Linked DNA regions of Mus musculus: regions 1, 3 and 4 are each linked to region 2. The links are chromatin loops, found by intact Hi-C in ENCODE. Cell type or tissue: gastrocnemius. All regions are shown on one strand.

Evidence for each region. Hi-C counts contacts between places; a loop is a spot of excess contacts. Peaks named below come from ENCODE experiments on the same cell type or tissue, not always from the same donor. Only the 100,000 strongest peaks of a DNase experiment are listed, where the experiment ranks them.
Region 1: it touches region 2 in a loop (2.9-fold over the local background); 35 of 42 quality-filtered maps call a loop at or near these places.
Region 3: it touches region 2 in a loop (2.4-fold over the local background); 35 of 42 quality-filtered maps call a loop at or near these places.
Region 4: a loop joins it to region 2, with 12 times the contacts of the local background. A loop is called at or near these places in 41 of 42 quality-filtered maps.

Annotation. Positions count from the first base shown.
Region 1 is chr5:105,490,797-105,498,796 of GRCm38, forward strand. Gm42141 (a long non-coding RNA gene) reads left to right here and starts at 4,626. Exons shown (of 2, transcript XR_880506.1): 1 at 4,626-4,858; 2 at 5,460-6,133. In gastrocnemius, CTCF peaks have their summits at 807 (motif pointing left), 2,307 (motif pointing right) and 4,515; DNase peaks (open chromatin) are centred at 796, 1,365, 2,177 and 4,545; H3K4me3 peaks cover 910 bases; H3K27ac peaks cover 1,309 bases.
Region 2 is chr5:105,401,294-105,409,293 of GRCm38, forward strand. It overlaps Gm26519 (predicted gene, 26519), which reads left to right. Exons shown (of 3, transcript NR_166586.1): 1 at 1-334; 2 at 524-812; 3 at 4,101-5,675. Among named protein-coding and RNA genes, the nearest start is that of Gm32051, 4.1 kb to the right of the region's middle. In gastrocnemius, a CTCF peak has its summit at 3,860 (motif pointing right); a DNase peak (open chromatin) is centred at 3,869.
Region 3 is chr5:105,479,537-105,487,536 of GRCm38, forward strand. Lrrc8b (leucine rich repeat containing 8 family, member B) reads left to right here. Exons shown (of 5, transcript NM_001033550.3): 4 at 231-2,392; 5 at 6,267-8,000. The coding sequence starts at 254. The coding sequence ends at 6,539. Among named protein-coding and RNA genes, the nearest start is that of Gm42141, 12 kb to the right of the region's middle. In gastrocnemius, no CTCF peak of the experiment used is centred here; DNase peaks (open chromatin) are centred at 4,879 and 5,546.
Region 4 is chr5:105,651,521-105,659,520 of GRCm38, forward strand. Gm32276 (a long non-coding RNA gene) reads left to right here. Exons shown (of 5, transcript XR_389458.3): 2 at 4,696-4,819; 3 at 5,149-5,255; 4 at 6,122-6,281. Among named protein-coding and RNA genes, the nearest start is that of Gm32276, 4.2 kb to the left of the region's middle. In gastrocnemius, a CTCF peak has its summit at 3,371 (motif pointing left); DNase peaks (open chromatin) are centred at 3,358 and 4,011; H3K4me3 peaks cover 591 bases; H3K27ac peaks cover 1,062 bases.

The sequences.
Region 1 (8,000 bases), 90 kb after region 2:
ACACACGTGAACACAAAAACACAAGCACAACCCTTTGCTCACTCTGTTACACAAGAGCATCCACACATACCAGAGCCCCAGTGGGCACCGGGGCTCACTCTGTGGGAATGAATCTTGGGAATCTTGAAACAGAGTACAAAGGAAACTGGTCTGGATTGTAGACTGCCTCTGGCCTGTAGGCTCCTCTAGGTCTGTAGGAATGGAAAACAGTTTAGAACAGCAGTCACAGTTGCCACAGGCTTCCCCAGCCTTCTGGGAAGTGCGTAGGTGAATCAAGGCCAGCAGCCCACGAAAGCCTGCAGCAGCCCACGAAAGCCTGCAGCGGCCCACGAAAGCCTACAGCGGCCCACGAAAGCCTGCAGCAGCCCACGAAAGCCTGCAGCGGCCCACGAAAGCCTGTAGTTCCTGGGCTTTCTTCAGGGCAGGGTTTGCCTTTTTGGTCTAACCTCACCTCACGAATGTGGTGAGGGGCTTGATGGAGGAAGGGAGGCAGTGTGGGCTGCTCTGGGGCTGCAGCACTTGTTCAGTTTTTGCTTTCTTCCCTCGAATCTGTTCCCACTTGGTGGCCCCTAGTCCCTGGTCCTCCCAAGTAGCCGCAAGCCAAAAAAGGATCAGAAGAATAGCCATTTTCAGTGTGAACTATTTAAGAATTTAGTCCCCCTCGACCCTGTGCTGTCTCCTCAACCCTTGCCTAACAAGCTTTTCTGTCTTCTGACACACAACCCTGCACTGTGCCGAGACTCTCAGTTAATGCTTCAGTCATGCAGCCTTGTGGCGGTGCCCATCAGAGGGGTCCACACACACCATTTCATTTTTTACTCTCTACCTCCCTCTGCTGCTGAGATGAGAGCATGTTGGAAGCTCTCTGCATAGTCAGTGTAGCTCCAGGTTCTTCACTGGGGGGGAACATGTTATTCATATTACCTGACCTAACAGAGAAAACAGACTCCCCACTTCCCTTGAACCCCAAATCTCCCAGGCCTCCCCACTCCCTCACTACACTTTACTGACAAACTTCTCGCCAGCACTCCATTGCCCCACATTCTAAACCCTCCTGGTAATTTCTCGTCCGGAAGTTGTCAGTTAAAGGGGCATCTGTGAGCACAGGGGAAATGTTTCCCTATGATTTGACAATATGTACAATTCTCTCAGCCAAGCTTCTCACCCCCGGAATAAGGGCCCCAACACCACACATGTAAAATAGCCTACAAGGTTATAAAACAGCCTGAACCAAAGAAAGACTGCTTTGGGAGTCCACTCTCTTGTGCCTGGTGTGGACCTTAAACCAATTTAGTTTCCCTTGCCCTGGCCTCAGACTCAATCACTCCATCTCATGTGAGATGCATAAAGAATGTGCCACACGGTGCTTCCTGGCACTGGGACAAGACTAGGTGTGAGCCCCCGGTCGTGAAGAATTGGATGCCCAGTTAAAAGAAGAGGAAAAGAGACATGGTTTGAATAGCCAGCATAGATTTGGTAAAGAGGTGGGGAAACTGGTTTACTCCGAATAAAATTCACAGGCTTTGATGTCCACTGCCCTCTCAAATATGATTCTGCAGTAGGAACCAAGAAGCCAGTGGGGATTTGGAGGTCTAGGGGGAAAGAAATCTCCCAGCTGAGCTTTGTGTCCTCCACTCCCAACTGTTGAGACAACCTCTTGCCCGTGGGGACACCTCTCCTCCAAGCACTTCACCTTCTTGTCCCAGCCACCTCCCTTCCCAGATCCCATTCCTTCCAATAACATCTCTCTTCCCCTGGACACCCACCACTGATCAGCCTCACCCAGCCCGTGTTCCAAGCTTACATATCTTGACCCATGCCTGAATCCCATCTACAAGAACATTAAGTAGACACTGGTCCAAAGAGGACACATTGCTTTATCTTAGCAAGATTAATATTTTCACCAGCCTCTCTTCCTGGAAGGTAGTTTCCTGCCACACTTTAAAATCTGAAAGAATAGAGTTTACTCAGTATTTGGAATGGGATCCGAGCCAATTTCCTTTTTTTTTAATCTGTTAACCTACAGAACTGCAGTTGAAAGCTGGAGTTAACTGGCCCCATATCCCCAATTATTCTAATGACATTCAGCCCTTTTGCAGATTAGCAACCCTAGGCAACTGTCCAAAAGTGCTAACGTCTAGTTCGGCTTGGCCTGGCACACGGTGCCTCGTTCTTGGCCACAAAGGCTTCCTTCTCAACAGGAGTTAGCAGGCCACTAATTAAAAGGCGATTTCGCTCTTGAAAAGCCTCGCAGGTGTTTAAGAGCAAAATAGAAAGGCTTCTCTCCCAGAGTTACTCAACTGCACCACCAGGGGGTATCAGATGCCACCTGTGTGAAAGGAGGTGTTTGTTTGCCCATCTTAGGTATGGCCATAGTGCATAGAGGCCTCAGAGCCTGTGAAAGCCAGAAGTTGCCAATCAAAGTAGTCTTTTCACAGTGGGCTGAGCCTTTTGTGGGCAGCTGCTCTGTGCAAGGGGAAAGCTCCATGTTTCTTCCAATTCTATACTCTAGTTTCTGTCTTCTGAGACGGTGAGTTACCCTTTAATCTAGCTCTGCAGATATAGAACTCGCCACCAAGAAAGCACCATAGAGAGATTCCCAAGAGAAGGTCAGAGGTTTGAGCGAGATCACAATCCTCCTGCCGATGGAAGAAGCAGTGTTGCACACACAGACACACAGACACACAGACACACGCACACGCTGAGTACAACTGACAAGCATGCACTTAGCCAAAGCCTTGTGTCTGGAAGAGCCCAGATCAGCAGCCACATTTCCTGCCTCACCAGGCCCAGCGTGTTCCCCAACAAGCTGCACCCCTTTCAGTTACAAACACACCTTCCTGTGCCTGGGGCATTGCTGACTTAGGACCTGTCCCCACTTCACTCATAAGCAACCCAGCTCTCAAAGGCATCTGCAGTGGCTACCATCACTGAGAATATCCAGGGCATCTCCCAGGAGCATCATGAACGCCGCTGATGCTTAAAGTGTAAGTAGGCAGGAATTCCATTTAACAGGTGAAAAATTCATCCCAGCAAAGTGAGTGCCATATTGGACTGTATGTTAGATTATACAGAAAGTCAATAGCACAGCTGGGTTTTAAGCTAGAGACCAAATTTTCCACCAAATCAATACCTTTTATATACTCTAACACTGCCAAGGTCACACCTCTAAGAAGTTTTGGGGGTTTGAGCACTGTAATGCCCTTTCTAATATGAAGGTTATACATGAATGTTCTGGAAAATACTTGGTATGCAAGTACATGCCAGTATACACACAAATTTTAAACACATTTTGGTATAAGTATGTCATCCAAATGACTGTTTTAAAACTGCATATGCTGAAGCATACATAGCTTTTATTTTGGAGGCTTAACCTAAAGCTTTGCATATTCCTGCTCTCAGAGGAATGGTGAGTTCCACTGGGCTGTGTAGCCTAGGGCCCCTGTCTATTGAAGAGTTGTTAACACTGTGGTCTTGCTTCCAGTTGCTAAGGAAGCTCCCAGTTTCTGTTTTATTGGGGACGAAGTTGCAGATTTAGTCCCTGCAAACTGACTTATTGTAGGAAAATGCTGGCTGGCAGGCATCTCAGACTTGCAAAATGAATTCCTCACACAGTTCTGCTACACCACCCTCTGCTGTCGACTTAGCTCCTTGGAGCCTGAGGAGGAGGAGAAGAAGGGATGAGTTTCGCTGAGCGTATTGAATTCATTCTGTGTTCCAGATTAGAAGCTGTGGCCCTAGCTTTGCCTCTGGCTGACTACACTGTTAAGCACAGAGAAAGGGGGACCCAAGCTCTCACACCCTCGGCCCCACAGCCCTGCAGCCTCCAGTGGCCTTCCTTGATCTCTTGGTTTTCCCTGTGTTCTTCAAATTGCTTGAGGCATGTAGCATGTGAGGCCACCACATATCAAGTATCTCAGACGTCTCCAAGGTTTGCTCACACCCAGGGACCGCAGTCCTCAGTCACACAAACTCTTTTCTTGCTGGAAGATAAAGAAAGCGGCCCTTGCCAGGACAGGGAAGGTGGGTTGGTGAGCAAGGGGAGGCGGGGGTGCCAGGACAGGGAAGGGGGAGTGGGTGGGTTGATGAGCAAGGGGAGGGGTGATGGGATACGGGGGTTTCGGAGGGGAAACCAGGAAAGGGGATAACATTTGAAATGTAAATAAATAAAATACCTGAATGAAAGAAAGAGAGAGGAAGAAGAAGAGAGAGAGAAAGAATGAACGAAAGAAAGAGGAAGGAAGAGAGAGAGAGAGAGAGAGAGAGAGAGAGAGAGAGAGAAAGTCAGCCCTTTTCCTTCCGTTCCCTCATCTTAAAGGAGGATTTAACAGAGAGGATTTTAGGTTCTTGCAAAGCCGGAAATGAGCTGAACGGCCTGGGTATTGTATCACATAATCAGAATGGGCCAACGACTGGATGGGCCTTGAGAAAAGTGACATGCTTCTTTGAGTGAGAGGAGATTGGAGGGAGACGGATCTGACTGTGACCTAGTGAGCCTGTGGAGCTGCTGTTGCCTAAACTACCCGCTGGGGGAGTGGGCGTGTCGATGATCAAGCGAAGGCTACGCCTGAGTGACTTTCTTTAGCGCTTGCATGTCACTCATTTCTTCCTCCCCGCCCCGCCCCCCCCCCCTTTGACATGATTCACTTTCCTGACACGACCACAACTTTTCACTGAAGAACTCGAAACCTCGGAAGTGAGGGAGTGGAGAATCACCTTAAAAGACTGCTCAGCAGGACATCCCCATCGGAAAGCCAGGCACGCAATAAAGACAGACTATTTAAAACAGACTGGAGCAGAGCTGACAGGCGGCGTGATACTGAAGAGACAGTTTTCAGGAAGTGCTTGGCTTGTGCAGGTGAACAGAACTGCTCTGCCCTCTCTGTCTTTAATATGGAAGGTGAAAAATGGCTGTCATCCAGCCCAGAGTCCGCCCAGGGGCAGATCCTTGGAGCTCAAAGTTCCTGGGGTTTTATTTTCGAGCTCTGGGCATAAGTATCAAATTGGCCCTGTGGCAAGGCAACTGTAGTCTGGGTGTGCCACAGAGGGTTAGCTTCTACCTAGACAAAGGGCATACCCTCCCCTGTCTGGTTCTTAGAGGGAGCTCTACACCACCAGGCTTTCTGCTATGCAGAGGACTTCCTGCAGTGCCTGTCCTCTGTCCTCTAGACTTCACTAGACCTAGAAAAAGGTAAGCCCTCTGTCTTCAATAGAGCTGTGTTCTAGTAATGGTTAAAAATCACTGTAAACTTAAGAAGATCTAGAATAACCTGGGAGATGGACCTCTGGGCATGCCCATGGGGAATACCCTTGATTAGGCTAATTGATGTGGGGAGATTCAATTCTGGGGGTGGGGGTACTAATCCATGGGCTGAAATCCATGACTCTGAAAGAAGAAAATGAGCTGAACATGAGTATTCATGGCTTTCTTCCTCATGACTGTGGACCACTGCTTCAAGTGCCTGCTGCCATGATGACCTGTTGCCATGACGACCTGTTGCCTTGATGACCAGCCCCTGAAACTGTGAGTCAAAATGAGCCCTTGCTTCCTTGAAGGATCCTTTAAGCAACCCAGAAAGAAACAGGAAGCCTGGGAGGCACTTGACTCTGCGGTGACGTGGAGTTAGAGTCCTTTCCCAACAATTATTCTTGAAACTTTCTATCTCAGCCTCTTTTGGAGATGTAAACGCTCTCCTACAAGTATTGAGTGCCTACTGCTGCCACTCAAGTGCTTCTGTAGGTAGTGAGGCCTCGGTGAGGGACAATGGGGGCAGCTGGGCTCCTGTCCTCATGAAAATGCACCACCCAGCTCTGAGGGAACGTGGCTAAGAAGTAAAAAAGAATCTGGTGTCTGAACAGATGTCTGTAAATCCTGGCATTGCAACACTATGATGCTCCGTAGCCTAACAGTGGACTTCCTAACGTGGGAATAGGCTGAACTGTGAAGACAGCTCAAAGGGTAAGGCACTTGCTACCCGAGGGGGCACACAAGCCTGGTGACCTGAGTTTGGCCCCTGAAACTCATGTAAAGCTGAAAGGAGAACCAGCGTCACAAAGTTTTCCTGTAACCTCTGCATGCAAGCTGTAGCAAGCATGCCCATGCGCATACATCGTACACATACATGAACATTTACACATAGTAACAGTGAATCTGTGCATGTTCCCTAAGGAGCCTTCTCATAAGTTGCCATTCTGACCCCTAAAGCTGAGAGATGTTCTTCCAGGCATGATCGTGTTTCCATAGTGAGAGTGAGTGTTTCAAATATGCCCACACAATCCAGTGGAATTTTTCTGGGCTCACTGCAAGTTTCTATTTATCTGAATAGTCTCTCCTTGCCTGAGACGGCCAAGTTCCCACTTGCACTCCATGATCCATGCAGTTCTCAATGTTGCCGAAGCTCCCAGCCTGGCCCAACTTGACTTCTCGCCCTGCCTTACCCGCATAGCTGTCAATCAGACAGTTTCAGCAGGGCAGGAGACATCTGAAAGAGTCCAGGTCCAAACTGAACTTTGAAGTGCAGAGTTCCCAGCCATGCATCCAATAACATCCTACTCTCTTGGGTTTAAACATCATCCACTCTGCGATAACTCCTTTGATTTGGCTCTTGTTTGAAATGATCTGCCCGATGCCATTTCTCTGCAACCTTCAGAACGAGATACAATCTTTCCTGAGTCAGCCAAACGGAGTGGACCTTTTCAAGCCTAAAGAAACATCTGTCCTCCGTCTGCAGGACCTGAAAAACAGGACTTTAACTTGAGTGCTGTGAAGGACACTAATTCTTGTAAAGGACAAGAAATCCTTTTTGGGGTGTGGGAGGGAGGGGAATAAAATCCCAATAAATGCCAAACAGGATCTTTCCCACCCTGCATATCATTTTCCAAAGAGCACCCCCAAAGGCCACGTTAGCTGAGCAGTTTAATGAGAACATAGGCTCCAAAGTCAACCAAACACTAGTCAAATGTTTAAGATACCATGTAACATCTATGTAGTCAAATAGTTATTTAACTGTGATAATTCTTAGAGATGTAAAACAGAGAAGATTCTGGCATCTTCCCTAACAGTCACCTTCTCTAGAAGGCCAGCACTAAGGACTCGTATTCCTCTTTTGATGTTTCTGCTGCTAATAGGAGAGGTGGAAATACAAGAACCTAAGATTGGGGATCAGAAGCCCAGGCTGTGCATCCCTGGGCTGTCACTTAGTGTGGGATGCTAGAAGAGTCACACGCTTAGCAGTTCAGCTCACCATTGAGGCTCAAGGAAGATAATCACCTGAATTTCCTTGGCCAGTGCTAAATTCTAGGAAAGCATCATCGGCCGCATCATCAGCTGGCCTTTCTGTTATGAGTCCCGTGTTTCCTTTCCGTTATGGACCCTGTGAGTTCTCTGGAAATTCCTGTTGAAATGCTAACTCGGGTGAATTTCTAGCGCCTTGAGCTTGTACTTACTTCCCAGCCCCTGGAGAGTCAGAAACAAATGTCAAGAGTACCACTTTCTATCAATAACAACAACAACAACAACAGCAACAACAAACAACAGTAATAGAACATTTGGATGTATACATAATTTTTTGAGACAGAGCCTCACTATGTAGCCGTAGTCGCTTGGAACTCATTTGTAGCTCGGCTGGCCTCAACCTCAAAGAGATCCACCTGCCCCTACTACCTAATTGCTGGGATTGAAGTCTTGCCCACCACGCTCAGCTTGCTTTTTATATTGTACATCCAGTGCTGCAGCTTTCCTTTCTCTTTAAATGTGAAATGCTTAGGAAGCCCTTTAAATACCAGACCTCACAGCAGGCAAGCCACAGCTGTGAGCTAAAGAAATCAAAAGCCAGCTGCCCCTCTCTTGCTCAGAGTCAGGTGTCAACAGCCATTGTTCTTATTTTCTTGAAGACAAAGGCAGCAGTTTTGTCAATGACATCATAGTTGATGCTGTGACCCTGAAAAGGATCCCCCCAAGTGAAATGGCCTTCTCCTGGCCTTCTCCTGGCCAGCCTTCT
Region 2 (8,000 bases):
TGGCTGCCCTCTGAGCAAGCCCATGAGGCATCCTCTTGACTGTTAATGGGATAGGGGCCACAGCGGATGCTGCCACTCCTTAGCGGTGGTCCAAGGTTCTATTAGAAATCAGGCTGAGCAGGTCAGTAAGCAGCACTCCTCTGTGGTTTCTGCCTCAGTTCCTGCCTCCAGGTTCCTGCCCTGCCTTCCAAGATAATGAACCTATGAACTAAAATAAGCTTTCTCCCCAATTTGCTTTTGATCCTGCTTTTGATGACAGCAACATAGAAGGAACTGAAACAGAGACCTTCCTCTGCTGTGCCCCGAAGACCCAGGAGAACACCACTCATTGCAGGTCAGATTAAGAGTCCTTTGTTCAAAACAGTGGGCTCAAGACAGACAGGACTCTCAGAAGCAGAGTAGGGTTTATTAAGCCAAACCCCACAATCACATCACCCCAGGTGTGGGCCGGGGGTGGGGGGCAGAAGTTTTGAAAGTTTCAGTTCATCTGATTAAAACAAATTGGTTTTGTGTTGTAAAACAGTGGACCTCCGGAAGCTGCAGGTGTGACTGCATGAGACCGGAAGCTGCAGGTGTGACTGCATGAGACCGGAAGCTGCAGGTGTGACTGCATGAGACCGGAAGCTGCAGGTGTGACTGCATGAGACCGGAAGCTGCAGGTGTGACTGCATGAGACCGGAAGCTGCAGGTGTGACTGCATGAGACCGGAAGCTGCAGGTGTGACTGCATGAGACCGGAAGCTGCAGGTGTGACTGCATGAGACCGGAAGCTGCAGGTGTGACTGCATGAGACCGTTCTGCCACCAGGATGTGGTTAGTGGGGGGGGGGGGTTGGGGAGTGGGAGGGCACTGGGAAGCTTTTCAGCCAGAAGTTAGCCGAAACTAGAATAAAATGGAGTCACTTTGAGCAGCTCACATCAACAAGTAGAAGAGAAACAACTAAAAGACCTCTGACCTCCACACAGGCTCCAAGAAATGTGTGCAAGTGCACGCACACACACACATACACACACCACACACACACACACACACACACACACACTATATATATATATGTATATATATATATATGTATATGTATATATATATGTATATATAATCACATATACATACACACAAACACATGCACACACACCACACACACATACATACCACACACATACATATACACACAAACACATATGTGCACATCATACCTACACATGCACCACACACACAAACACATATGCACACACATATACACACATACACATAGACACACATATGAAAATTGCTTTTATAGTCAGCAAAGAGAGAACAGACAGGAAATAGGACTCTGCTATCTAGTAAAGAACAATGGCCGACCTGCCTCAAGTCATGGTTCCGAACGGTTCCATAACCATCTGGACCAGTGCCACCACTAGAGGAACAGAGTTCAAACACATGAGCCCACGGCGGACGTTCCCCACCCAAATGATAACACTACCAAAAAGAAAAAAATGACCCAAATTTAGCACTCAGTCAAAACAGATGACCCCTGAAGTGTCCCATTTAGATAACTCTTGGTAGATGTGATGGTGACTGTCTTAGCTCTAAGTTAATGCACAAATTCAATGTTTAAATCTATTTATTAGGCCAGTTAGAGGGCTCAGTGGGTGAAGGTCAGCCTGATGACCCGAGTTTGGTCCCTGTGACCCACATGAAGGAGTAGAGGGACCAACTCCCTGCAGGTTATCCACTGACACCCATGTGAATGCACTGGCACCCCCAACACACATAAATATGTATACTTAAATAGTTTATAATTAGAAAGCATTCTATGAATTGCCCTTGCATGAACTAAATAATCAGTATTAACTCTATTCTATAATTCTTGGTTTCTAGCTCTCATATAAATAATTCCCCTAAAGGGGGTGGTTGGTGATATCTTCGCTTCTTTCTAAGCCAATAATTATGTATCTATTTATCAATGCCAATGGGCTTGGAAAAGAAGTGCTTCATATCATCTGTCATATGAAAGATAAGTACTAACAAAACTAAAATGAATTTCACTTATTCAGAGCTATAAGGCCATTCCATTTTCACTTTCAAGGGACAGCTTCCTGGGACATACGATGATGTATATGTGTACCTATGTATGCACATATGCATACTCATGTGTATGTGTGTGTGTATGTATATATGTATGCACGACATGCATGAGTGTACATCTGTGTGCATATTGTGTGCATTTGTGTGTAGACATGTGTCATGTCCCTATATGTGTGCATATTTTTCTGTGTGTGCTTGTGTGTATGCATACTTGTTTGTGTGAGTCTCTGTGTGGACATATATTTCTGTGCATGTTTGTAAGGGTGTGCTTGTGTGTATGCACGTGTGTGTGTGTGTGTGCGTGCGCGCGCGCACGTGCATTTGTATGCACATGTGTATGTGGGGGGTTGGAGAATATGTGCTACCACTTGTCATATAAGCTTATACTCCACCTAGGAGATAGTAGATGTTAACTGGGTTTTCAAGGCTATTTGTTGACTTTATCAACTATTGAGTGATTTTCAGTGATACTTTCTGAAGTGAGGAAACTGAGTTTAGAACCCCGGTAGATAGCAAAAGAACAAATAAGATAAAACACAGGGAGTCTGATCATTCTGCTGAGAGCTGACTATCTGGAGTTCTTTGGGCATTGAAGAGCAAGAAGCCACCAAGGATAAAACCTACTGTCAATGGAATACATTTAGAAAAACCATACACAAATACTAAAAGCTGGTACGCACAAAGTGTAGGTGAGACTCTACTTACAACCTCAGACAGTCATAATAACAGCGACAACAGTAAGCTTCAAGGTTAGCGGGGTATGGTGGACACTGAACATCCTCAGGGTCCACCAGGACTGGGTACCAACTCTCAGTGCCAGCTATGGTTTCTGTCCTCATCCAGCTGTGGTTTCTGAATCTATTTTACTGATCCAGTCACTTCCTCTGCAACCCCAGAAACAAAGATTGAATGCTATCTGACAAAATACATTGTAACGGGACAAAGCACAGTGTGAACTCCAAGCAATCAACAACGCCTCCAATCACACTGTCGTTCTTTGATTCTCATTGAGAAAGCAGAGGAAACGTTAGAAAGCGTGTCCAAGGCCTTCCAGATGTCTTAACTACAATTCTCACAGCATTCACAGGCCAAACTGGGTTACTTTGTAGCTGGAGTTACTAACCTGCCAGCTCGCTTAGGTTTCTGGGTCTGAGTATGGTAACTTTTGCTTTTGAATAGTGGGGTTCTGGTTAATGATTCAAACCAACACTTTCCAATGCTTCTGTGGCATACAAATGCCTCAACACTTGGATTTTTTTAAAGTGTGTGTGTGTGTGTGTGTGTGTGCGCGTGCGTGTGTGTTCACGGGGCGGTCACAGTACAGCTGCAGTAGTTTGTTTTCTCCTAGTATATAGCTTCCAGGTTTGGACTCAGGTTGTCAGACTTAACAGCAAGCACCTTTTCAGACTGAAGAATCTTCCTGCTCCAACCTTTTTCCACTCTAGATACAACTCCTCAGTAGAGGATCTGCAGTGTTTCCTATTCTCTTTTTTTTAGCCTAGCCTTTTCAGCCTTCACATTCACATCTAGGTACTGCACTATTATGAAGAATAATGAAGGAACCCACTCTACAAATTTTTAGAAGCAAACATTTTGGACAAAGGACAGTAATACGAGACAAAGCAATGACCCCTGGCATATGAACCACTTTCTGTCATGACAAGGAACCACATCCACACTGGCAACATAGTGCAATGTGTCTATTTGACACAACTCGCTCCTAAAATACTGAACACAAGTCAGAATCTAGAGTCTGAAAAGCAAACCCAAGGACTCCTGCGGTATAACTCTGTCCACCAGAGAGCGCCAAAGCCTTACACATATTTTATGTTACGCATTTCAAAGCTTAAAAAGGTTAAGAAAGCAGTTGAGGCCCGCTACCACACAACTGGTAAAGTGGCATTTTTGATACTTTCTTTATCAGTTTACTGGCCGTCCACTGCTCCCAGACACGACATTAGGGGACAAGGAAACACTTAAGGAGTTTATAGTCTAACAAAGGTCTTTACCTTGTCTCCTCTTCACTGACAGAAGACAGCACCCAGGCTCAAGGGAGGTGTCTCCCTGTCTCCAGCCTCAATGCATATGAAGAACCAGCCCTCCTTGTTTGATAGCAGTCGGATCAGAGGAGCTTTGGAGATACCTAGCTACACCCTCTACCTGTATGTATAAGGCCAGACTTAGTCAAGAACACAATCACAGTTGATGCTAACCCAGGATTCAGCACATACCTAGAATTTCCCTAGTAACACACACGCTTTGTTTAATCCTCCACAAAATTTATTCTTTAAGAGGTAAACTTAGGGCTGGAGAGATGGCACTGGCTGCTCTTCCAAAAGTCCTGAGTTCAATTCCCAGCAACCACATGGTGGCTCACTACCATCTATAATGAGATCCAATGCCCTCTTCTGGTGTTACTCATTTATATAATAAATAAATTAATTTTTAAAAAAAGAGGTAAACTTAGATACAGGACACCTGTATCTGTATCTAGATACAAGAAACCTGACAAGAACCAATGAGCTCATTAGCCAAAGCCCAGAGTAGCAACTTTGCTTCAGAGTCCAAGTGGCATTTTGAATTGTGCCTAAACCTCCAGATTGGGATTCTGAGTCCAATTCTCATGTCAATAAAGAAAGCTGAAGATAATATGGCGCTTCAAAGTCACATGACTGCTAGGTTGGAAAGAGATAAGATCAAAGAGTCATTCCATACATAGTAACGCTGTAGTAAATACAATTTCTAGCTCACAGTAAATGTCTCTACTTTATCATCACTAATTAGCCCCCCTTCTCTTTTTCCCTTCGGAACCTTAGTCTTTGTTTTTAAGATCTATTCTTTTGTTTTAATTATGTGTCTGTGCTGGGGGACTAAAGTTGGGTATGGGTGGCTGTGAGCCACTCAGCATGGCTGCTGGGAGCTGAACCGGGGTCCTCTGGGAGACACGCTCTAATCACTGAACCATCTCTCCAGTCTGCAGACCCCAATCTCTTATGTGTGTTCATTTGGAACTCTCACAAGTTAAACTATGACAGCTCATGAGGGCAGAACTGGAGGCTAAAGTACTAGAGTGACCCCAGAATATACAAGACAGGGGTATGGGTCCCCAGTCTCAAATCTCATTTCATTCATTCATTCACTCATTCATTTATTGCTTCCTGGGAACAAAACACTAATTTTGAGACATATGCACCCATGTGACTGCTGTGGTTTCCAGTCTCCTGAAACACACTTGCACATCATTCCTCCAGAGGATGTCAGCGATCTGCAGTTACGAAGCACTCACTCATCTGCCCACCTCACAGGCCTCTGAACCATCCCTGAGCTGCAGGAGGTTGAAGTGCCTCAGCTGGAGAGTGTTAATAGATCCTATACTCTTAGATACACCAACCAGAGACGTGGCAACCGTTACTTATTTGAGTGGTTTGGGTATTTTAGAACAGAAATTGCTTGCTTGGGGTTGTTTTATTTTTTTCCCTCCTGTAACCCGAAGAACAAACTGTTGTGTCCGCTTATTACATTGATAAGTAAATTAGATGCAAGACTTTCACATCTCATAATCAACTTCACCCAACAATAAATATAAAATTGTGAAATTTCTACCACCCACATATCTGTTTTCATCTCTCCCTATGATCGTCCCCCATTTTGCTTTGTAATCAAGCTGCTTGTGACTTCTCCACCTGCACTGAGACCTCTGACAGCTTCTAAAAACCTGTCGGTGCACGGTGCAGGGGGCGGGGGGGGGTGGCTCTGGAAACAGGTTTCAGCAGGCTTCAGCTGGAGTTCTAAATTCTTTAATGCACCATCAGATTTCGATTTCTCAAAACGGTTCTCTCCCTCCCTCTCCCTCTCCCTCCCTCTCTCTCTCTCTCTCTCTCTCACACACACACACACACACACACACACACACACACACACACAGAGCTTATTTCAAGCTTACAATAACTCTCAGAGCACAACTACCGTCTGTCCATCCAAAGCCCCTGACTCTAAGAGAACCGCTATCTTGCTGAACCACTCTCACTGGTGGTTCTCAGAAGGCTGATTCCAAGGTGCAGTCATGGATTAAATAGGAAGGCATTAATTACATCATCAAAGGTCTCAAGCTTCATCCCTGGGCTGAAAACTGCTCCACTTTCCTAATTTCACCCTTAGTCAAGGCCTTCAAATGCTTGGGCATGCTCCCATCTTGGTCACTCCATGCTCAAGATGGGAGCACCCCATGCTCAAGATGGGAGCACTCCCAGGAGGATGCAAGCATTGGGCAGAGTAAGAGTTGCTGGGTAGGAGGCCGGGGCAGGGACATTAGGAAGGTCCCTCAGCTACATCTGTTTACATCTTCAACTTTCTCTTCTAACTACATGTTTATCTCGCTGTTTCTGATCCAGCCCGCCTCCCAACCCCACTCTGACCCACTGGTATGGGATTCTGATCCTACCCACAAATGTCCCTGCCACCCACAGCGACCCTCATCCCCCATCTTCACAGCCACTGCATCTCGGAAGCACTGTGCTAGGAAACCTAGTCTCATGGCTCATGTGGATCCTTAAGGTTCAAGGAGCTATGACGTAATAAGTCCCATCAGCCCCAGAAGCAAGGCCCTAAGACTTTCCTTCCCATGGAGGCAAGGTGAGGGGAGCAAGGTTACCAGGACAGAGGTCTAGAGCTCCCCAAGACAGCCCCTGTGTCTCAGAACTCACAACCCAAACCATTCCCTATCCCATTCATTGATTCTACGGAAAAAGTTCCAAAAGTTCTATTATACTTTCTTGTAAATAGAAGTCTGAGTCAGAGGGTCCAGGCCAGGGTAGGTCCCATCCATGGCCCCATCATTTATTTGTAGGTGTCACTTCAGTTTCTCCCACACTGTCCTTGTCACCTTCTTTAATGTCAGTTTCTCTGGCTGTTCTCATTGTGGTACCTGTGAGTTTAATTTTATTTATTTCATCTATTTATTTATTGGCTGATGTGAGAGGCCATCTTCTTCAGAGCAGCCCCAGCAGCCGTCTGGGAGCGGTAGAACATGGTCTGCAGCTGCCTTTCCTGGGGCACACTCCCAGCTTCCACAACTGAATCACTCAGTGGTCATCGGCTTCCAAGAAGTTGTCCATCTGCCCTAGCTGCAAGCAGCTACAAGCCCTGAGGAGCTCTTGCACGTCTCCCACCTCACTTGCTGTCACCCTTCCTCTCCTTAAAATCCCTTTTACACAGATCAGACTAGCCTCCAGCTTCAATGAAGCCTCCTGCTTCTATGTCCCGAGTGCCAGAAATTGACATGGCCACCAAACCGGGCCATTTTCCTCTTTCCAACCATTCTCTCCCCTAATGATGTAGGTCCAACTACCCCTCAAGTTTATAATGAGGTAAAGGACATCTGTATTGTTCCACCTTTGTCAAAAACGCACCAAGGTCACACTGAGTGCTCCTGAGACATGTTTTTGTTGAATGGTTTAACACTTGTAAGTAACGGTGAGAGGACTTTATATCTTACGTCTATTCTCACACACTTTTAAGTTCTGAAAACGTCAAGCTCTTTTTTTAGTTGTTTTGTTTGTTACATGGTCTCACTATATAGACCAGGCTGGCCCCAAACTCACAGAGATCTGCCTGCCTCTGCTCCTGGAGTGCTGGAATTATGGGTGTGCACTATAATTCCTGGCAACTTTAACCCAAGGCCCTACTTTCATTCTCTGCAGACATAAAAACTCAGAGGGCATGATGAGTAGACATAAAAAGCATATGGAAATAAATTAATAGAAAAATAAGCAGGCAATTAAATATTCAGGATTCAGAAGCTAAGGCCCAAGAAAACAGTGCTGTGAAAGTGTTTAGAAGTTTAGTTAGTCGAAACGCTTATCAGTTCTGGTGGTTTGAATATGCTTGGCCAACGGGAAGTGTGACTATTAGAAGGTGTGGCCTCGTTGGGAT
Region 3 (8,000 bases), 78 kb after region 2:
AGATAGAATAAAGTGTGTACAAGCATTCTCATTAAATGCATGCACTCTGGCCCTTTGTGGTTGTGCATACAGCGTAGTCCCAGCAACTGGAAGGTGGGGAGCTTAGGGGAATGCATCAACCTCACAGTGAAGCCAGGCTGAGCTACACGAGGCTCTACCTCCATATACAAACACAATCACAACGGCATGCCAAATGGCTTCAGCAACGTCTCTTCTCTTTCCTCCTCCAGCCTCTCCTCTCTACAAGGGAGTCATGATTACACTAACAGAGTTAAAATGCTTAGCGGACGCCCAGTCATCCTACCACATACTGAAGCCGTGGTGGGATGTCTTCTGGTATTACATCACCCTCATCATGCTGTTGGTGGCTGTGCTGGCCGGAGCCCTGCAGCTCACCCAGAGCAGGGTTCTCTGCTGTCTTCCCTGCAAGGTGGAATTTGACAATCAGTGCGCTGTGCCTTGGGACCTCCTGAAAGGCAGCGAGAACGCATCTTCTAACTCGGGCCTGCTGCTCCCGCTGCCACTCCGGATCCAGAACGACCTCCACCGGCAGCAGTACTCCTACATCGATGCTGTCTGCTACGAGAAACAGCTCCATTGGTTCGCCAAGTTTTTCCCCTATCTGGTGCTTCTGCACACCCTCATCTTCGCAGCCTGCAGCAACTTCTGGCTTCACTACCCCAGCACCAGCTCGAGGCTGGAACACTTTGTGTCCATCCTCCACAAGTGCTTCGACTCTCCGTGGACCACACGCGCCCTGTCAGAGACAGTGGCGGAACAGTCAGTGAGGCCCCTGAAGCTCTCCAAGTCCAAAACCTTGCTCTCAACCTCAGGGGGCTCCGCCGACATCGACGCCAGCAAGCAGTCATTGCCCTACCCACAGCCAGGCTTGGAGTCGCCTGGCATAGAAAGCCCAACTTCTAGCGTCCTGGACAAGAAGGAGGGCGAACAAGCCAAGGCCATCTTTGAAAAAGTGAAGAGGTTCCGCCTGCACGTGGAGCAGAGGGATATCATCTACCGGGTGTACCTGAAGCAGATAATCGTTAAAGTCATCCTGTTTGTCCTTATTATAACCTACGTCCCCTACTTTCTCAGCTACATAACTCTTGAAATCGACTGTTCGATCGACGTGCAGGCATTTACAGGCTATAAGCGCTACCAGTGTGTCTACTCCTTGGCAGAAATCTTCAAGGTCCTAGCTTCCTTTTACGTCATTCTGGTGATGCTTTACGGCCTCACGTCCTCCTACAGCCTGTGGTGGATGCTGAGGAGTTCCTTGAAGCAGTACTCCTTTGAGGCTCTCAGGGAGAAAAGCAACTACAGCGACATCCCCGATGTCAAGAACGACTTTGCCTTCATCCTCCACCTGGCCGACCAGTACGACCCCCTGTACTCTAAGCGCTTCTCCATCTTCCTGTCGGAGGTCAGCGAGAACAAACTGAAACAGATCAACCTCAACAACGAGTGGACCGTGGAGAGACTGAAGAGCAAGCTCGTGAAAAACTCGCAGGACAAGGTCGAGCTGCATCTCTTCATGCTCAACGGTCTCCCGGATAACGTCTTTGAGCTGACGGAGATGGAAGTGCTGAGCCTGGAGCTGATCCCGGAAGTCAAGCTGCCGGCTGCCGTCGCTCAGCTCGTCAACCTCAGGGAGCTCCACGTGTACCATTCGTCCCTGGTGGTCGACCACCCCGCCCTGGCCTTTCTAGAGGAGAACTTAAGAATCCTCCGCCTGAAATTTACCGAGATGGGGAAGATCCCACGCTGGGTGTTCCACCTGAAGAACCTCAAGGAGCTGTACCTGTCGGGCTGCGTTCTCCCGGAGCAGCTGAGCAGCTTGCACCTGGAGGGCTTCCAGGACTTGAAGAACCTGAGGACCCTCTACTTGAAGAGCAGCCTGTCGCGGATCCCTCAGGTGGTGACAGACCTGCTGCCCTCCCTGCAGAAGCTGTCCCTTGATAATGAGGGAAGCAAACTGGTTGTGCTGAACAACCTGAAGAAGATGGTCAATCTGAAAAGCCTGGAGCTGCTCAGCTGCGACCTGGAGCGCATCCCCCACTCCATTTTCAGCCTGAACAACCTGCACGAGCTGGACCTGAAGGAGAACAACCTCAAGACCGTAGAGGAGATCATCAGCTTCCAGCACCTCCCGAGCCTCTCCTGCCTGAAGCTCTGGCACAATAACATCGCTTACATCCCCGCGCAGATCGGAGCGCTGTCTAACCTGGAGCAGCTCTTCCTGGGTCACAACAACATCGAGAGTCTCCCTCTGCAGCTTTTTCTATGCACCAAACTACACTACTTGGATCTAAGCTATAACCATCTGACCTTCATTCCCGAGGAAATCCAGTACCTGACCAATCTGCAGTACTTTGCTGTGACCAACAATAACGTGAGTACATCTGCTCTTCCTTTTGTCAGCCACTATGAGGCTGTGCTGAGCTTGAGGTATGTAACACAGGGAAATTGGTGGACGGGCGTCCGTCCTAAGCCTTATCCCAGCTGAGCCTCTTCCCCTGTGATCGTGATAAATTACCGAAGTCCTGAGCATCAGATTCTCATCTCACAGGTATCTGTGAACAAACAGAGGCTCGACCGGTGTTCTGTTTATCCTCTTCCCCCATTTCCTGCACACATATCACTGCTAAAGTATTTAAACTCATTCATTAGTGGTAGTAGAGCTTGACTTTTGTTTGAGAAGATCTTGTGTATTTAGAATGCTTTAGGTAAGTAGAAAACTACCAAATTTTAGAAAATTTGATAAACTAGAAAACTTTGGGTAAATTTTTTATTTCACCAGTAGGAGTAATTCTGACTAGTGGTATACATGAGAGTTACCTGAAAAGCCTGTTAAAATATGCATTGCATGACAACACTCTGCTGATATGCACACACACACACACACACACACATACTTCATATTTTTTTTTACAAATTAAAAAGTTGTAGGTACTAAATAGCTGTTATGCTTTGTGGGGCATGATTAGGTAAATTGAGACCATGACTTCTTGACCACATCTGAAAGTGTTATCACGCACAAAGGAGGATGGATGCATTACAGCTTAGGAAAGTCTTAGCTTTCTAATAGGCCAAAGTAGAATGTTATAGCCTTGCGTGTCTCTTCTCTGAAACCCGAGCAGACTGATCACTAAGCACCCTGGGGCGAACATGACACCTGTAAGTGGGTCGGGAACACTCCCTTTAGGGCGCAGAGGGATGGGGTGACCATCGAGGAGGACACTTCAGGAAGGTGGTTCCCCTGTGGTCCCCCACCAAACCCCATGTCTGTGCACACAATAAACTCTAATCAAAGGCAGTGGGTCACAAAAGATAGGTGTCAGGAAGGCTCAGCAGGGAAGGGTACTTTCCACCGTGCCTGGCAACCAGAGTGTGAGTCCCAGGGTCTTCATGGGGGGAAGAAGAAAAAGAAGTGTCTTACAAGTTGTCCTCTGACCACAGCAATAGTATGGCTCACATACACCCACCCCCATAAATACACACAGTAGATAGATAGATAGATAGATAGATAGATAGATAGATAGATAGATAGACAGACAGATGATAGATCGTTGTTTAGAAGGAGGGAGAAGAGGTGAGAGATGAAGATAGCAGAAGAGACTTTCATCAACAAACAGTGTGTGCAAGGAATTGGGAAAAAAATAGTAACTTTTTAAAAAGTATATTGTTGTAAAAAGAATTTAGTTTAGCCTGGCAGTGGGAAGTTGTAGGGAGGCAGAGAGAATATTCTTCAACATTTGTGTTCAAATATGTGCATGACAACACTCTGCTGATATGCACACACATGCATATACACACACATATACTTCATATTTTTTTTTACAAATTAAAAGGTTATATGCATTTGATGTGAAGAAGGTGCTGACTTGGGGCGGAACCTGTCCAGACTGGTTTTCAGCCACTCAGTGGGATGGATGTTAATGAAAGGTGGGAGGGTTCATTTTTCAGGTGGAGATGCAAATATCAAAGTACTGTCTAACCTTGAAATATTCATGGAAATTATAAAGTAGGCATTCATAATGGGTGCACAAGTAAGTATTGTACTATGAGTAAGATAGCACTTACTTACAGGACAAATAGGTTAGCTCAGGATAGAATTACTTAGTTGGAGGAAAGGCTTTACTTCCTAACAGAGCTCCTTCCTCACTTAGGAACTTGGAGTTAGAATAGGTAAGTTAGCACCAGCACCGTGCACCTCAGCTGGGCACTGACCTTGACTGAGTTCCTTAGATGACACCTCAGTGACCCTGGTGCAGAGTCAGAGGGCCCGGTGGCCTCTGGCATTGTCCCAGCTCCAGAGGCTGTGCACTTCCTTATGCCATCCCTCTCCTCTCCTGAGGGCCCACAGCAGCCACACACACCACAAATTCAGAGCTGTGGGAGAAGATTTGGAATCTAGAGGCACAGGCAGAGTGGTGCTGTCAGTCACTCAGGATGAGCACCTAGGGAAAATAAGTCCTTACACAATTGGGGGCCAAAGGGAGTTGGAGGAAGAAGAGGACGATGAGATTCCCGGATGCAGCGCATGCTGGTATGCTCTCCTTGCCACCTGGGACACACTCATCCTTGGTGTGAGGTACTTCTCCAGACTGGAGGGGATTCTGCTACTTCAACAGACATTGGCTGAGGATAATTTGGGGTTGTTAAACCAGGGAGAAAAGTGTTGCTCCCTAGACACAAGGAAAGCTGCTAAACATTATGGCCCCACAGTCAGAACTGTCCCACCCAAAATGTCCGCAGTTCAGAGGCTGTCTCCATGCAAGCTGCCTCAGACAAAATGGCTGAGAGCCCTGTGTGGTGCTCAGCGCTTTACCCCCCATACCCGGGCAGCTGGCACCCACAGAAGCCATTCAGTTCATGTTGACTGGGTGCCAGGGAACCAAGCCTTCCCTGTTGTTAGCATGTCTCCCAAGTCCCAGCTGAGCGTGTCTAAGCAGGACCCAACTCTGCGCTCCAAGGAGCTCTGGCAGGAGTAGCTCTCAAAGCAGCTGGCTTGTGCCTTTCTACTCCGCCTGCCTCCTTCAGTACTGAGTCCACACAGGTAACAGTTACATCTGTGCCTGAGAAGAAATGCAGTAAGCATACAGCTCTCCCTTTGCTCGTGTCTTATCTCAGTGTGTAGTGGTGATCAGTATGGATGTTAGGCACAGCATCATGAACTTCAGATTTGTCTTCAACAGTAAGTAGGGCTGAGGGGGGAGGGAAGATGTAGAAGAGGGGAGTTTTGAACGGAATGAGCATTTTCAATGCTGTTCTTGAGATTTTGAGTTTACATGAAAAGCGTCCTTTTGAGGAGAACTCTGTCCCCTCACAGCCAGCTCAGTGGGTTTGCATTAGGCCATCAGAGGATGGCTCAGTGCCCCTTCATCCATACACAACAACACTGCTTCCTGAAGCAAAGAGCTCACAGTCCCACATTGTCATACACCAATGTAGATGAGCTTTATAGCCTGCTCCTCCACCCCAAGGCTTCGGTGGGGCAGTGAGCTGTGGGATGGGATGATCGCAGCAGCTTCCTTGGCAGTCTCCGCACAGCGAATCCATTCCACTGCACACGCAGATGTCCGGTTCATCGTGTCAGGGAGCATTCAGGGAGCGAGCTGCTGTCACGTTGACCCAGTTTGCGGGTTATTTACCGTGTTTGACATGATCTCACAGTGATACATGAATCCTATCATAGATGTGAGGGAACAGGAAGAAGGGCAGACGGTCGGTCAGAAGCGTGTCTGTGGAGTGTAGAGGTAGCGTGTGCACGTACACATTACCTTTTCCTTCTTCATCTCTGCTCCTATTGACTACTGAAAATACGTTTTGTTTGTTTGTTTGTTTCATTTTCTAAGAAAAGCAGTTTAGGACGTAGCCTTGCCTGCCCTTGGGGGCTCTAGGCATTGCTCATTGATTGATTATAAGTTCTTTATGAGGACTCGGGGGAGTAATTTATTTCTGATCCAGGACTCAGTAATTATGATTCTCCTGGTTACTGGCTTGTTTTCTTTCATCTATAAGTGCTTTCTCTCTAAGGATCACATTAGGAGTGTTCGCAACCAAATCTTATGTCCGTCCTCACTCAGGAGAGCGTGGATGTTCATAGAGGCAAAGGCCACTACTCCATTAAATTTACAAGCAATGTTATGCCTTCCCTGTGGAACTGCAGCCATGTTCTGAAGAAAGGGAACAGGATGCAAGTACGTGAATGTGCTGCTAGAGCCAGTCAAAACTGGTTTCACCCACTTCCTTTCTCCTTGTAGATTGAGATGCTACCAGACGGGCTGTTCCAATGCAAGAAGCTTCAGTGTCTACTCCTGGGAAGAAATAGCCTAACAGATTTGTCCCCTCTGGTGGGGGAGCTGTCAAACCTCACCCACCTGGAACTCACTGGTAACTACCTGGAGACACTGCCTGTGGAGCTGGAAGGGTGTCAGTCTCTGAAACGGAGCTGTCTGATTGTCGAGGACAGTTTGCTCAATTCCCTCCCGCTTCCCGTGGCAGAACGCTTGCAGACCTGCTTAGATAAATGTTAACCTGAGGTTCAGACTCGAGGCAAAAGCAGTTCTAAAGAGGCCCCGGGATAGGAGGATGAACTTTCCTAAGTTATCAAGATGAGAGATGGCCGGTGACTCTGACACGCCATAACCAAAAATATTACCAAATAACCCAGTGTCCAAATCAAGCAGTTAAATATCCACACCGGAGTTTTGTGAATAACTGATGTTTAAATTATTGAGATGTAAAAAGTATGCATTGAAGGTGGATTGAGGGGCGTGTCGTTACAGAAACCTTACCTTTCACATCTTATCTTCAGAACCCTGTCCCCACCCCCACCCCAACCCTTTACTTATTTGCATACATGTTTTCATAGAACCTTGTAGTCTGATATTTAACTCCATGAAGACTCGTCGGTATAAATCTCCTTGTTGTATGCTCACCACTGGCTTTGATTTATATTGTTTCTTTTTTTTGAGCAGCATGCATCACGCTGGGCAGAATTCCATCTTGGCTGTCTTCTCTGCTCCTTTCTCATTTTGCTGGAATCCTCATCCAGGCTTCTCTGATAGTCCTGGGAAAGTGCTTACGTTTGGCGTTTGCCTAGAACAGGAGCCAGGGGTTCTAGGACATGTGATCTTCTGAGCACCCTAAAAATTAATGCATTCTCAAAATGTCTTCTGGTCTATCATCAAAGCCGGTTTTAAATATGTTGAAGTTTTTTATATGAAATATAAAATATTTTCTACTGTATGATCTCAGATGCTACATCTACGAGAACACCTTTTTGTAAGCAGTGAACATGTGCATCTCTGTAAGAATTTAATGATTCTTAGTTTGGGCTGATTATGATTCTCATGTTTGTATGCATTCTGCTCCAAAAATTTTTGTACTCTTGCAACTAATTACTGCAACCAATTTGGATGACAAAAAGCCTTGTGTTTTGCTCCCTAACATCTTTGAGGGTTTCCTCATGAGAGGACAGGAGGGCCGCTGAATCACCTACCTCTCCTTGCTGTTGTCCAAGAGTACGGGTACAACCCCTCAATTACTTAAAAACTACCACCAAGGGGAGAGGGCAAGATCTAGATTGGAAAATTGATTGGAAAATACTCTGTTAGATGTAGCCCCCCCCCAATCTGCATGATCTCTCAATATGACTATGATAGAAGCCATCTATTCAGAATCTAACTGAGCCCATGAAACTGACATCTATCTCATAGGCTGCCTTGTGACCCCTGGAATACGTCATGTTCCTCCTGACAAAGAGCTTTGTGTTTGGCCCTTTTTTTTAATCATGCGTATTGTTGAATAAATAAAATAGATTGACTTACACTGGGGAAGTGGACATTGTAGCATGTTTTTCTCTCATAAGTCTAGGCATTATGAAACCACCTCTTTTTAGACATAGCTGTCAAATAATCCATTAACTGCATCTAAAAAAAAAACTGGAAAACACTTCTAAGGAGTCTTCTAAACACAGAACTGTGGCATGTTGT
Region 4 (8,000 bases), 250 kb after region 2:
TTTACTGAACGGAATCTCTGGGTTTCACGGCATTGTTCTGAGCCGTCAGTGTCCTTTCCCTTAAGACACCTTCTGAGTCCCAGGAAGCTTCCACCAGCCCTTTAGAAGCCGATGTGGGCTTGAATCTCCTCGGATTGCAGGGCTGTAAGCAGAACAGAGCTCACAGGCTGGTCTACACTGCCAAAGCTGGTCCACGTGGAGTCTCTCCTGCACCAGAAAGGTGTTTGTGTTGGCTGGACGGGACCGTGTATCCTAGGGTCAGGCTCCGGGGCTGGGCGAAAACAAACAGTCCTTTCTTAAAACTGACCCGGACTGAAGCAACTCCTGTCAAAATCTCAACAGGTTTCTGTGCGGGGTTAGACAGATTTATGTGGAAAGGAAGCAGCCGTAGAAACAGCCAATTTGGAGTGGGGGCAGGGAGAAAACTAGAATCACACTTCTCAATGTTGACATTTATATGTAGCCACAGCATCAAGACAGTGTGCGCGGAGTGGAGAGCAGGCAAGATGACTAGAACAGAGCCCAGAACCTAGAAATATGTAGGGAGTGCACACGTCAGTGATCCTAGCACTCGGGAAGGGAGGTACAGCCAGCCCAAGTTACATAGTGGATGACCCATTGGATACGCTGGGAATGACCACGTATTCTGATGTAGACCCACGAAGTCCCTCTGAGTGTTGACTAAAGAGTGAATGTGAGCCAATGGGTGAAAGGCTGCCTTTCAACAGCTTGGAGCCGCTCACTCTGAGCCTCCCACCTTACACACCAGAGTCAGAATGGATCCTGGACTGAAACAGAATTCTGGGACTGTGAAACTGCTAAAAAGGAACAAGTCGCCAGAAAAAAAAAAAAAAAAAAAAAAAAAAGAATGAGGGTCTAGGAGAAGAATTCTGAAACTCAAGACAAAAAGCACAACCCATAAATGGAAAAATTTATACACTGGGCCTCATCAAAATTAGAAATATTTGCTTTGTGGGGAAAAAAATCCTGTAAAAGGGATCAAAAAGACAAATTACAGAGTGGTAGAAACATTTACAAATGATGTCTGACAGAGGCCTTATGTCTGGAATACACAGAGAACTCTTAAAACTCAACATTTTAGAGAGAGAAAAAAATTTATTTGTTCCCTCGAAATTGTACATTGGAACCCTAAACCCAGAAGCAATGATATGACCAGGATCCGCCCATAGAACATGGAGCGAGAATCACTAAGGACTGGGAGATGGACTCCAGAGAGCTCAGTGAGAATGCATTGTAGAATCCCAGGCAGTGGGCCCTCATCACACACCAAACCTGCTGGCACCCAGTCTTAGAGTTCCCAGCCTCTGGAACACTGAGAACTCTATGTCAGCCATTTGTAAGCCCACTTGTGGAACCCCATCACAGCCAGTAGATTAAGTCAAGAACCCAAGGCCACCCCAGCACCCTACCTTCCTTGATGCTCTAGGGACCACTTGGCTTGGGATCATGAGCAAGGGTGGGATACAAGAACTCCTGTGTCCTGCCCAGGAATTCTAACGTAATGTGCCTGGATGGGACCAGAGCAAACTGCTTGAACTGAGCTTGCTGACCTAGGCCTGTAACCCTAGCACCCAAGAGGCTGAAGCAGGAGGATTACAGAGAGCTCAAGACCAGTCTAGGCAACACAGTGAGTTCAAAACTTTGCAGACTATGTAGGGAGAACTTGGACAAGGGAGGGAAGGAGAGAGAGAGAGAGAGAGAGAGAGAGAGAGAGAGAGAGAGAGAGAGAGAGATCCAGCCTTAGATCACAAGTGTCACGAGATGGCAAAAGAAGGTGGAAACGAAGACCAGGAACCAGCCTGATGTACTATGAACAGTTGTGTCTAAGGAACAGCTGCCATCTTGTATACTAGGTGTACACGCAGTGAAATGCCTCCAACTTAAATGAGTACCTAAGTCCTTGAGAACTGCTCTTACAGAAACATCTCAATTAAAAAGGAAAATGAAAACATATATTCTAAAGAGTTTGCATATTTGTGCTCCAATAAGAGTGTGTGTTCAATGGACGTGCTCATAGCAACTGGTATAAGCCCATGACAAGCCCTGTGCTTTTAGGGTGGGCATAGATTTGGCATCTGGGACATTCATTCTTCAGTTTAACCAATGTCTTTGAGTATATGTGAGTTGAGCCCTCAGAGAAGCAGGACACACACTCCCCCCACCCCACCCCACCCCCGCCCAGCCAACATATATAAATGCACACACAAATCTCCTTCCTGCCGATCCCTAAATCATTCATGTAGCCACTGGAACCACCATCCGACTTCCAGTATGAGCAGCAGACAGAAACAGGGCCAAACTGGATACAGCCGAATAAGAGAGCATGATCTAACCTCTGAGAGATATGGACAACATCCAGACAGAGATAGAAAGAGAAATTGCCCGGGGACAGGTGAAGCAGGCAGCAGGCAGCTCTCTACTGTGGAAGGTCTGTCCACTAAGATCAAGGCTGGGCCAAAAGAGATGCTGGAGGATTGGGTCAGAGAGGGAACAGAGAGATGGCTCCAATGTTAAGAAGTAATACTTGCTGCTACTTCAGGGTTAAGTTCCCAGCATCCACATCAGGCAGCTCACAGTTCTATATCTCCAGTTCCAGAGGATCTGATACCTCCACAGGCACTCCACACACATGCACATATTAACACATATAAATAAAAATAAATCTTTTTAAGGAGACAAAGGTGCTGGAGAACATGAGACAAAGGCCATACCCTACATCTTTAGGGGGAATGACAACTTCATACCTAGACTTTTATGGTGAACTTCTCTGCCCAAGGAAATGGCTGAGAGATGACCCTCTCACCCCACAGCCTGGGTCTTAGAATTTTTGTGTCTGTAGCATGCCCCCCCAAGCACACCACACACATTGCACAAACAGCCCCAGAGATCATTGCTCAATGGGCTGTGGTCTGCTGTCCCGGGCCGTTCAGCCCAGCTCCTCCATGCTAGCAAACCGGAGAAAGAAAGGGTTTCTTATGATCAACGACCAGAGAGGTCGAACAGCCCACCTCGCAGGGAAAGGATTCCAGCGATTTCTAGAACCTCTGCCTCCCTCAAGCCTTGCTTACTGGCCCCTGCTGGTATTTGGAAGGCAGCTACCTTTCCCTTTATCCTGCTGCCCCAGGCCACTGTGGACCCTGCCACATATTCTGTCACCCCTGCATCTGACTCCTGGTTCCCAGCCTCGTTGTCACTCCAGTGAGAGGCACCCCAAATTTCATTGGTTCAGAATCCCAGCTTGGGTTAAGCAAGGGGCCCACGGGCCAGCCTGGCTTAGATTTGGAACGCAGCACGGTTGGGAAACCTTAGCTGAGGTGTGGATTCCAGATGAGGCGGGGAAGCCCTCTAGTGGCCACGAGCGATATGGCAACAGCAAGGAAACAATAACCATCTTTTCTAGGCCTGACTGATCTCTCTCCATCTGTCTGGACTTTTTTGGCACCAAGTCACTCCCAGATCTGCACAGCCCCCTTGTCACCCCATGCTCTGCCTTGCCACACAACGCTGCAATCTCTACCTCCTAGGTTTTCTCCTCCAGCGTTTCTGGATAACGAACCCTACACCTCGGGCCGGATTTGTCTTCCTTCAAAGTCTGATTTTTGGTGGCCTCTAGTTAAGAATGTCCTCCCAATCTCCCAAGTTGTGTAGAGCCATGATCTACAAAAATTGGAGCGCTTGGAGGGTGGCCTACTGAAAGCCACGTCACTGACCCTGGGCAGACTGAGCAGTACAGCTCACACAAGGCTATGCCAGCTGGACCACTGACGCTAAGGTGTAGACGCTCAGGTATTCTAGCACTCGCGCACACAGTGAAAGACAGGAAACTTCCGGTCCACCCAGCTTCCAAGCCCTGTGCAAACCCTCCTAGAACTTCCTTTCCAGTGCTAGAGTTGGGCTGTGTGGGTTAGAATCCCACCCACAATCTAATAGACATGCAACTAGAAAAGGTTTTGAATTCTTAGCTTGCTCCCAACGTTGTCATGGAGACTGAGGACCGCCAGGTGTCTGATTTAGCAGGGCTTGCCAGTTCCCTCTGACTCTGACTGACAGCTGTGGCTTCCAGCACTCTGGCTGGTTTGTTCACAGGTCTGCCCTAGACCTTGCATCTTCTATCTGTGCCTTTTGGCGATTGACACTGAATTGGCCTGAAGTGACCTCTCCCTGCTCTCTGACATCTTTTTCTTATTATTTCCTCTTCTGCTTAGGGACTGACTTAGAAGGGCTGGGGCATCTATGCCAGGCTAACCTTTATAACTTTAAAACCATAAACCTTATAAAGCCATAACCTTAAAAACACATATGTGTTGTTTTCTTGTGCATGCAATCTTTTTAAAAATTAAACTAACATATTTATGTATTACTGGAATAGCTCCTTATATTATTTGGCCTTTTTTTCCTCTGCACAGCTAGACTGTATACTCAAAAGACATCAGAACTGTGTTTATTATCTTTATCTAATAAAATCTATCAAATTGGGGGGGAGGGAGGATTAGAGAGATGGCTGAACAGTTACGAACACTGGTTGCTCTTCCAGAAGTCCCGAGATCAATTCCAAGCACCCACATGGTGACTCATGACTATAATATAGCACTACCTTAATATAATTTATAAATGACTGAGACTTTTCATTATATTAATACATTTCATTATATGAGTTCTCAACCCTTGAAACAGGTCTCCAGGAACCATCTAAGGATCTTTGATTGTCCGATTTTTACATCATCACTGAAAGAAAAGAAAGCCTTGTGGTTATCATAGGAACTGTCTCATATACCACAAAAATCTACCAGCAATATAGGTAATCCATCCTTAAATTATATCACCACATCTGAGAGTCTCCAATTGGAATGGTATCTGGGTGCAAGGTCAAGGGGTGCATTTTTAAGAATGTGATTATGCTACATTGTTCACAAAGTCTTTAAAACTTAAGCTATAAGTTAAATGTAAACGCACTTTCAATATTGTGAAGTTGATCAACTTTTCCCTCTGCAATACACCAAATATCTTTTAAAATTACATGCATACACATGCAGATGCACATACAAGCACATGCGCACACAGATATGCACTGGCAGACACTGTCTCACAAATTGCTGATTGAATTTATAACTTTGTACCATTGCTTAGGAAATCTTTAAGAGTTCATCTTCTGATGCCAAATGTGGCCCACTCCAGTTCTACAAGCAAATCTGACAGAAGAGAGCACCTGTGTCCACCAGCTCACACATACAAGAGTATGAGGTTTTGGCTGGTTTTGCTTTTGAGGCAGGGTCTTGCTCTGCAGCTCAGGATGTCCTTAAATTTGCAATCCTCCTGCCTCAGCCTGGAATTATAGGCATATGCTTCTATACCAAACTTATAACAATGTTAAGAGAGGTTTTATTCGTATCTCCAAAGTGGAAACACCCTAAATACCAATCTATTATAAAACATAATAAATCGGAGTACTTTATCGAAATAACAACTGGAGACTCTCCAGCAATAAAGAATGAATAATTCCTATTACTGATGAATGGATTGAGGGCCTAATAGTCAGTGAGGGAAGTCAGTATGTATGATTTAATTTATTTAAAATTCAAGAAAAGTAAGACTTTAATGACAGAAATCAGAATAGACCTCCCCACCATTCCCTAATGGGAAATAACCTAAATCTCTCTGAACATAATGATTCTGGCAGCCATCTTGCCAGACTGTAAGAGAAGCACAGATAACATATATCTAACACCCAACAGTAGTTCCCAGCACAGCGCATTAGCTGAATAAAGAGTACTTTGTACTATATATAGTCTCGATTTAGGTCAGTCTAAGAGTTGCGAGGCAAAAGGATAGTTTTGCTGATAGTCAACCCTAAAGTTCTAATTGCTTTTGCTTTTGGAAATCTCCCAATAGTTCTTCTTTCTTTCTCCTGTACTAACTTCATATATATTATATGTATTTGTACATATATGTGTAAATGTGAATATATGAATATATATGTATGTATGTGTGTATAGAAGTGTGTGTGTGTGTGTGTGTGTGTGTGTGTGTGTGTGTGTAGCCAGCTCAACTGAAGTCAGTAAAGGTACTCTCCCACTCTCCTGCCCCTTTGTTCACTTTCCAGTTCCTCCTGGTGGCTAAGGCTGTTTGTGTCCCTGGTTTGGGGCCAGTGAGACTTGACAAGGAACACTGATGGGAAACAGTTGGCGGGAGGATTCTTCACTTCTGAGCCGTAGCCCAAATGGAGGTTTCAGGCTCCTGACGTCTCGTGTTCTTCCTCTCAGGTGACTTGCTTTCTACATGCCTTAACTGTGCCCTCTGTTGTATCTACTATGATAAACCAGTAGCAAGGACATTACTGTCGTGAGAAATGGAGAACATAACAGACTAAGGTGATGGAAGGAAAGAGTCTTGTCAACATCTTGGCCTTGCAGTCTCCAGCTTCCACACTGTCAAGAAATGAGTATCTATTGTTTAATCAAAAAAGTGTTTTCTGCTCTTAAGCAAAAGGACAATGCTGTACTTACCTTCCAGCTGTCCCCTTCTCTGCCCTCAGACTGTGACAATCATGTTTTGACCACAAGAACAAGATGTAAGACCCAAGGAGAGAGGGGGAGAGGGAGGATGGCTCATGGACACCAAAATACGGACAGAAGTAATAAATTGTTCTGTTCTACAAAACAATAGAATAGGTGTCCCCACAGTAACTGCTGCCATAGTCCATAAAAGTCACTAGAAGGGAGATGTTTGTTGGCTTCGAACACAAAGCAACAATGACAGAAAGAGGAACAGCTCTGATTTGATTAGTGCCTGTGGTACAGACACATGTATTGAAATGTCACTTGACCTGCTGGTCCAGCTCAGTGAGAGCCCAGTGCTTTTTACTTGAAGTCTGGAAAGCTGGCCGATTTGTATTGTTGACAATGTTGGGGACAAAGAGTAGATGATGAAGAATTAAAGACGTGGTTGCATCAGAATTGTAGTACTTGGAGACTTGTTATTCCCTCTGAGTGTCCTACTTCCCTGCGGGGGTCTCGGTCCACCATGGCCCACAAAGTGATGTGGGAGGCAAGAAGGTAGTAAGATCAACACAACTCAGTAGCTGGAGTTCATTCAAACTTCAGGAGTCTCCCCCTGAGTAGCTTATTTCAGGCACACTTAAGCAGGGCACAATTTGGTGAAAATCTTCCTCACAGTAACTAATTCTGTATGCACAATAAAGTTTGAGATGTGACTACATTGAAGCTCTTTATGAAGTAGATATGACGTCTTCCATAAAGACGGCTTCTATAGATTGACAGGCGCATGATAGGGGTCTGGGGGAGGCTCCAGTGTGGTCTTGACACACGAATACTGCAAAGGTGGCCGGGCTGTCAACCATCTCTGCTCCCAGCCTTCTGTGCAGATAAAGAGGTTATGCATCCCTGCCTTAGAAAGAACCTCCGTGTGTGTTTAACATTCTTGTTTCCTTTGGTGCTTAACTGTGAGCACGAGGACTCCATGCTCCTACACCTCCCTTTCAGTAACCCAGTTTCATCGACGCCCTAAGAGCCACTGTGATTTATCAAGAGACTCAGCTTGCTCTCAGCAGATCCCATACCCTTTGTCCTCCTAAGTTGCTTAGATAAAAAGGAAATAGAATTATACTTCATTTGGACTCCACTTACATTTTCCTTGTCTTTTTTTATTAAGCCTGGACTATGACCTTTGTTGGCAGGAGCTGAGCATAATCAGGTTAGCTCAGATCTTTCTGAATGTGGCACCCTGGGGCAAGAAAGCTTGGGGGCTCTGAGGAGTGGCCCTGTACAGTGGCAGTTGAGTTATCCCCAAGGGTTCTTTAGTCCCTGGTGTTTTGCATCTGGCCTGCCGGAGGGCTTGGAGTAAGGGGAGCTTACTCAAGAAAAGGCAGCCGTCAAAATCTCACCCATATCAAATTTACATAGGCTGCTCCAAGATGATACCTCTCCATCCCTGGTCCAGGGAAAGAAGATGTGGAATGCAGC